2 separate regions of the Homo sapiens genome follow, and region 1 is linked to region 2. Evidence: chromatin contacts called from ENCODE Hi-C data. All regions are on one chromosome and are shown on one strand. Each heading gives the region's core, a stretch centred on a gene start or an enhancer-like site at or near the end of the contact. The rest is flanking DNA. Distances are from core to core; before and after follow the strand shown. Region 1 holds the start of SPATA4 (spermatogenesis associated 4). Region 2 holds the start of GALNT7-DT (GALNT7 divergent transcript).

What was found. Hi-C counts contacts between places; a loop is a spot of excess contacts on that map. Pooled maps may share reads with other maps.
Region 1: a map of CD8-positive, alpha-beta T cell shows a loop between it and region 2 (4-fold over the local background). The contact joins the promoter of SPATA4 here to the promoter of GALNT7-DT in region 2. A Hi-C loop is called at or near these places in 3 of 168 maps with a recorded cell type or tissue (CD8-positive, alpha-beta T cell and naive thymus-derived CD4-positive, alpha-beta T cell) and 9 of 50 pooled maps.

What each region holds. Positions count from the first base shown.
Region 1 is chr4:176,193,686-176,197,454 of GRCh38, reverse strand. SPATA4 (spermatogenesis associated 4) reads left to right here and starts at 1,870. Exons shown (of 6, transcript NM_144644.4): 1 at 1,870-2,110. The coding sequence starts at 1,893.
Region 2 is chr4:173,168,362-173,172,366 of GRCh38, reverse strand. It overlaps GALNT7-DT (GALNT7 divergent transcript), which reads left to right and starts at 2,715. Exons shown (of 7, transcript NR_134242.1): 1 at 2,715-3,503. It overlaps GALNT7 (polypeptide N-acetylgalactosaminyltransferase 7), which reads right to left and starts at 3,556. Exons shown (of 12, transcript NM_017423.3): 1 at 3,406-3,556. The coding sequence starts at 3,531. RefSeq lists silencers at 2,178-3,407, 3,638-3,757, 3,828-3,877.

The sequences.
Region 1 (3,769 bases), core at 621-3,120, 3.0 Mb before region 2:
AGTTTCTGATGAGCCTTTCCAGAGTAGGCAATCAGGTATGCATTTAGCTCAGTGAGCTAAGCGGTGACTTTGAATAGAATAGGAGGCAGGTTTGCCCTAAGCAGTTCCCACTTTGACTTTTCCCTTTAGCTTAGTGATTTGGGGGAGGTGGGGGGGGTCCCAAGATTTAATTTCCTTTCACAGTAGAAATGGCTATTCAAAGCTTTCATCTTAAAAATCAGCTTAAAATACCACCTTCTAAGATCCAAATTAATGGTCATCTCTTTTGAGAGGACTTCTTACACTCTCCCAGGCCAAAGTATTTGCTTCCTTTCTGGTGCTAACATATTTTTACCATGGCAGAGCTTTTCAGTGTATGTAATCTTTTCACTGATATTTCTATCTCTGAATCTCTTATAAATGATCTGCCGCACAGAGCTGTCCAATCGAAATTCCTGTAGTGATGGAACAGTGCTGTGTCTGTCCTACCCAACATGGCAGCCACTAGCTACATATGGCTATTGAGCAGGTAAAATGTAGCCAGTGGAACTGAGTTTATTTAAATTTAAGTTTAAATAGCCACATGTGGCTAGTGGCTACCATATTGGATGGTAAAGATCTAGCACATACTCCAGGATAGTTCCTCAGAAAAGGTTTACAGAATGAATGAATCATTCATTAAAACTTTTTTAGCCTAACAGAAAACACTTACATAGCTTCAGTTTTGGTTTTCTTTTTTAACCACATACAGAATACACTGGTTTACTTTATTAATAAGCATGTATATGAATAAACATTAAAAATATTACATAGTATCATTATCAAGATCTATCCCATATTTTACCATGTGTATGTATCCACAGGGCCTGTCACCTGGCTCTCTGCAGCCTCAAGTTCCTGAGCTCAAGCAATCCTCCCACCTCAGCATCTGGAGTACTTGAGAGTACAGGTGTGCACCACCACACCCAGCTATTTTGTTTGTTTGTTTGTTTTGTAGCGAAAGTCTCTCCACCTTGTGTTGCCCAGGCTGGTCTTGAACTCCTGAGCTCAAACGATCCTCCCGCCTCCACCACCCAAAGTGCTGGGATTACAGGCATGACCCACTGTGCCCTGCCAAGCAAAAAAAAACAAAAAACAAAAAACAAAAAACAAAAAACTGTGGCTGTAAAAATTTTTAATGGATTTTAATAATTAAGCTTACATATTTATAATTGCCTATGCCAACTTTGCAGTTGTTTTCATTGTGTTCAGATAGATCCCAAGTGACTAGATGAATGCGTGGCACATAATATGGACTCAATACATATTTGTTGAATTAATGAAGGAATTATGCCTACTAGGAGATTTTAATTAAGTGTGAAAATCTAACCTACACATCGTTTTCAAATATTAATGTTTACAAATACTTAATGCAATAATTAAGGAAATAGTTATGTTAAATTTTGTGGACATTCATTTCCATTTCAAAGATTTTTTTCCCCCATCTCTTCCAATTCCCAAACAAAAACTGTCCTTGGCCTCTGGAGTCTTCTCACACCACTCCTCAAACTAGACGACTGAAAATAGGCCTTTGGCTGGGCAGAAACCAACAATATTTAAAATACAAAACTTATGAACGATGACATAAGAAAAAAAAAGCTCTAAATAGGTTAACAGTGAGGCCAACTAAATCTGAGACTGAAAGCGCTCCCCAGACCGCAGCCACACCACTGGGACCCCAGCTTTGCCTCCCTCGATACCCGGCCCCGCGGTCCAAAATCTGAGTAAAGCGGAAGTACGGGCGGCTGCTGCGGCGCTTGCGCAGGCGCTGAGGTCTCGCCCCATAAGACTCCGCCCCGCCCCACGAGACCGCGCCGCCAGCAATAAGGCCCAGCCCCGCCTTCTGCTGTTGCCGCAGCAACCCAGAAAGCGTCATGGCTGCCGCCGGCCAGGAAAAAGGGTATTTGACACAGACTGCGGCAGCCCTAGACAAGTCACCGTCACTTTCGCCACAGCTAGCAGCTCCCATCCGAGGGAGGCCTAAGAAGTGTCTGGTCTATCCGCATGCGCCGAAGAGCTCCCGCTTGTCTCGTTCCGTTCTGCGTTGGCTTCAGGGTCTGGATCTCAGCTTCTTCCCCAGGAACATCAACAGGTGCTTGAGTAAGCCAGTCCTAGGCCCCCCCGGTGGGCGCCCCGCCTGCTTTCCGCCGCCTGCCAGGCCTCAGATTGCCTACCCTGGCCTGGCTTATGTTTCAAATCAAGACCCCCCCACCCACGTACACACACGAAAACACTATTAGGGAACAAGGCTTTAACAAAATACCACGATACATCTTGTTTATTCAATTAATCAACCAATCATTAAATTGTGGACAATATAGAATGCTTTGGTGACTACAAAAATATTAAAATAGTCAAAGCTTTTTCTTTAGTGATATTGGGCATTAATACTGGTAAGGACGGCCGGGCACAGTTGCTCATGCCTGTAATCCCAGCATTTTGGGAGCCGAGGCAGGCGGATCACCTGAGGTCAGGAGTTGAGTAACAGCCTGACCAACACGGTGAAACCCCGTCTCTACTAAAAAATACAAAAAATTAGCCCAGTGTGGTGGCGGGTGCCTGTAATCCCAGCTACTGGGGAGGCTGCAGGCAGGAGAATGCTTGAACCCGGGAGGCGGAGGTTGCTGTGAGTCGAGATTATGCCGCTGCACTCCAGCCTAGGTGGCAGGGTAAGACTCTGTCTCAAAAAAAAAAAAAAAAAAAAAAAAAAAAAATACTGGTAAGGATCAGTTTACCCTTTGTCGGAGATGGCATCTAGTTTGAGAGTTACCAACAAGTTTTTAAAGTTGCTGCTTAATTGTAGGCACTTTGTATGTAACTGGCAGCTAATATTTGCTCTGGGAATGCAAACTAAATTCTATAAAAAGGCAATGAATCTTTTGCAGAACTCTGGTTTAAAGTAGTCTCTCCTTATCAGAGAGGCATAGGTTCCAAGATCCCCAGTGGATGGCAACTGTGGATACTACAGAACCCTCTGTCAGAACACATTTCTGTTTATGTCTTCCATCCACAAATTTAATGCCTTTTTAAAAATCTTAACTAAGCACTTATCACACACTGTGGCTGAAAGTTTTTCAGTTTGAGGTGTGATGCCGAAACTATCAAGAATTTCTTTTTCTTCATATTTCAGGAATATGATTCATTCCTACCATTGTAACCATTCTTACAACTTTCTATTAAGTCAAGAACTTTCATCTTTTCACCTAAAGGAATAATTTTATGGTTTCTCTCTGGCATATCTGAATCACCAGCATCACTGCTCTTGCACTTTGCACACAAGCGCACCACACTGTACAGTTGATCTGATGACTAAAAGGTGACTGATGTCTACAACGTGGAGACTCTGGACAAAGGGAGGACTCACATCCTAGGCAACACAGAGCAGGCAGGGAGGTTTCATCAGACTGCCCAGAACAGAGTACAATTTAAAAGTTACAAATTATTTCTTGAATTTTCCATTTAATATTTTCCGACTGTGATTGACCCAAGGTAACTGAAACTGCAGAAAGCAAAACTGCAGATAAGCGGGGGACTAGTTTACTAATTTGTCTTCAGTATTACTTACAACCATGCCTCTGAAATTTTAAAGTGCATATGAATCACCTGGGGATCTTCTTGAAATGCGGATTCAATACAAATTAACAGTTTGGGTTCATCAAAAGAACACCAAAGCCTTTGAAACGTAGATAATCTTAGCAAAATTCCACAGTAGGTTCTCCTTAGAGCAACGATCCAACAACACTCACTTTAC
Region 2 (4,005 bases), core at 1,466-3,965:
CTAGGAAGGCTCAAATTGTAAGGGAAAAATGCCTCAAGTGAGCATGAGTAAAACTTCAGTAAACACACTGCAGGCAGCCCCTCCCCGCTGCTGGCAGGCCACTGCGCATGCAGACAGCCCACCCCAAGGGAAGAATCACGGGAGAAGAAACGCAAACCCTGGAATCATGCCAATGTATAAAACCCCAAGTCCAGGGTCAGACGAGGTACTTGGATTTCTCAAGTAGCCCACATGGCCTTCTTCAAAGTGTACTTCCTTCCGTTCCTGCTCTAAAGCTTTTTAATACTCTCACTCCTGCTCAAAAATTTGCCTCGGTCTCTCACTCTGCCTTATGCCCCTCCAATAAATTCTTTCCCACAGGAGGTAAGAATCGAGTTGCTTCAGACCTGTGTGGATTTGCTACTGCTAATAGTCATTTCTTCAAGTAAGGCTTTTATGACCAAATTCCTCCATTTTCTTGCCCCCTATGGTTTTCACTATGAAAGCAGTAGCACAATTTTTATTTATATATTTATCGAGGTTTGATTGCTGTGTGGTTTTTACAAGATCCATGAGATTAAGGACAAGGAGTATTTCCTTAACAACTAGTACCATGCCTGGTATATAATTGGCACTCAAAAATGTTCAAATAAATCAATATTTAAAATCACACAACAGAATATGATCGGAAATGTAAGGTCATTTTTCACATCATTCACTTCAGAGAAAGGGCAAGAGGCCCAGAGATGGGAAGGAAATAAGAAACATGTTTCTTTTGTCTTGACTCCACAGGTGGACAGACCTAAAACAAGGAAATAGTGCAGATGAGAAAGGACCATCCCAAGTTGTCAAGGCTGTAACAGAATTTAGTGTATGACATATTCATAGTTCAAGACAAAAAGTGGCACAGGGTGAATGGAGCCACAGGTACAAGCTTGCTGGAGTAGAGGCAGAACCCATACCTGGTAAACTGGATCGTTCAGGCTATTTAAAGGGATCCAAAAAAGTCCATGTGTAGATCAGCATTAAAGAGAAGCAGAGATCTCACCATGGGTGGAATATATGCAATAGTCATCGAAGTAAAAGAACCACAAGGGGGAGGAGAAACTCAGGAGTCAGAATCCTCCCTACAGGATTTGTCCTTCTAGCACTGTACCTTAAAAGCTCCTAGGTTAGTCTTTATTAAAGGAAGGCAATAATCCCTTATTTATGCTCTTATTATTTATAAGCTACACTTTAAATTGCTTGTATTACTATTTACCTGGGAAGCCAATAAAAGGGTCTTTCTTGCTCTTCTGATACCTAAGCATTCCTCTTAATGTTAATTATGTTAAGTCTTTAAAATCTACCTTTTGTTTTTGACAAATGACAGAAATTACACTGGATCCACTGAGAAACTTTATCAAGTACACTGAAACAAACAAAAAATCAAGATATCATCACCTTCTTTATCATCACCATATAGTACTGAAATGGGCATTATGGCCCATCCTTTGTTTGCACTAATAAAATATTCCACGAGTTGGCAAGTGATGCTGATGTTCCGCCACCTCTTTAAAAGATCATCAGAAGGGCGGGACATTCTGAACCTAGCTAGTTTTGTCAGTTTTTCGTCAGTTTCTCTACCAGAAAATAGGGGGTTAAACATTTCTAGCTACATGTAAAAAGCCATTTGATGACTTAAAACAAATATCCTCAATTGCAATATTCAGTTATCCTTTGTCAATAAGTCATATTGAGAGCAAAATTATAAAAAGATCACCATCACTCCATGAGCTGAGAAGCTTAAAACCGCAAATGTACTGAAAAGGAAAACTGATACTTTTTATTACCATCAATTTAGATGACTTAGATGGGAATCTATCCCAGATATTACAAAGGGATTCCACTGCTGTAGAGACTTCAAATACTAAAACTTCCAGATTACATCTAATCTCATGATATAGGCGAAGAGCTGATAATGGGATCTCCTCCTAGGATTCTTACTCTTGAAAGGACGCCACAAGCCTTTTTGCCCAACTTCTTGATGCTAACTTTCCAGAAGGAAAGTTAAATAAACATGACATAGAAGCGATGCTCATCACACTTGCAAAAAGCACTTTACAACAGAGAGAGCGACTCGACTCCTCCTGCAGCCCCGCCGCCTCGGCGGTCGTGAGCCCCTCATACCCTCTCCTACCCCCACTGGCAGCCGGCCCAGTTGGCTGTCCCAGCGGGGAGGAGGAAGCAGGTGGTGCAACGGTTCATCCGGGGGGAAGCAGGTCAGGGTCGGGGGCGAGGCCGGTGCGCGCCGCCCGCTGCCGGGTCAGGGAAGCCGCAGTGCCCGCGGTCCCTTCCCCGCGCGGCGCGGCTCCGGGTAACTAATGTTCCGAGGCGCCTGACTAAACCCTCCAAATCCAAGGAATGTCAGCGCTAACACTCGCGCCCTGGGCGGCAGACAAATGCGTCCCAGCGGAGCCGCCGCGAGCTCCGCGCCGCCGCTCCCCTCGGCGTCGGCCTGAGCTAGCCGGCAGCCGGCGCGGGGCGGCCGGGCGCCGACACAAGTTAGTTTTCCGGCCCAAGCAGCCCTGCCGCAGCCAAGGAAGAGGAACTGCTCCTCTTCCCCCGGATAGCGCCCGAGCACTGCCACAGCAGGGGCTTCCCCAGGCGCTGAGGGCTGGGGGCGGCGGGCAGGCGGGGCGGGGACGCCCCTCCGCCATCTCCGGCCAACCGCCCCTCCCTCGCCCAGGGACGCGAGGGGGACCGGCGGTCCGGGCGAGGCCTCGGCCGCGCATCGCACCCCGGCTCCCCGCCGCCGGAGTTGAGGGGGAGGCGCGCTCTCCGTAAGAGCCGGAGGCGGGGCGCCATCGCCCTCCCACTCCCCGGCGGGCGGGCCGGGGGAGCCCGGGGCTGCGAACACCCCCAGACGGGCGGCTGCGGGAGGGGAGGCTGGACCAAGGGGCCTGGTCCACCGGACCAGCGGTGGCGGCATCGGCATCTCGCCTCCTTCAGGCCTGCACGCGCCACAGGCCGCAGCCTGGACCAACCCCGCGTCCCCGGGCCGTGAGCGCTGCGGTCCCGGCCCCCCAGAGCGGGACGCCGGGCGGCCGCAGCCCCCCGGACCCGGCTCTCCGCCCGCTCCGCCCGCAGTCCCGGCGCGGAGAGCGGCCGCCCGAGCCGCTGCCGCGGCAGCGCGGGTGTCGGCGACGGAGCCCGGGGCGGGGAAGAGCGGAGGAAGGGGCGGCGAGGGGGCGGGCCGGCGGCGGCCAGGGAGGTCGGAGTGCGCGGGGCTCGGCACCCCCTCGGCCCGCGCTGCGCCAGCACCACCTGCGGAGCTGCGGTGCCCACGCCGTGCCGCGACCCCGCCGCCCCTGCTCCCTCCACACGCGGGCAAACAAAACAAGTTGCCGGTCGCTGCCGCCGGAGGGGGCCGGGCGGGTCACTCACCCTCATCCTGCTCAGCGGGCTTGGGTCGTCCGGCCGCGGGGTCAGGGAAGACCAGAGGACCACTAGCCCCAGGAAGCTTCCCACCACCAGCAAACTGCGTAAGATGAACCCAATCTTCAGCCTCATCTTCCTCCGGCGGCGAGAGACTCACAGCCCGGCGCAGCCGCCGCCACCGCTCTCCCCTCCCTCCTTCCCCCTCCTCCGGCTCTCCTCCCCCTCTTTCCCCCACCCCTACCGCTACGGCTGCCGCCCTCTCCGCTGCCTGCCCTTTCCAGCTCCAGATCCGGAACTCCCCTCGGCTACACCTTTCCCCGGGCTCTTCCCTCCGCTCCTCCCCGTGGCCCCCTCCCCTCTGGCGGCCACCGCAGAGCTCCGACTGACCCGTGTGCCTCGCTCTGCCAGGCTGCCTTCCTCTCTACCTGCCCCCTTCCAGATCCGCAGTCCCCTGCTCTCCACGCGAGCCCCCTTCACAGTCCCTGCTACCTTGTAACTAACTTGCACTTTTCCCGAGTCCGGTTCTTAGCCTTTGCCCTGCAGCTCAGCTCCTTAAAGCTTTCAGATCCCCAAACTTTTATTGTAATTATGGACAATAACTCCGTC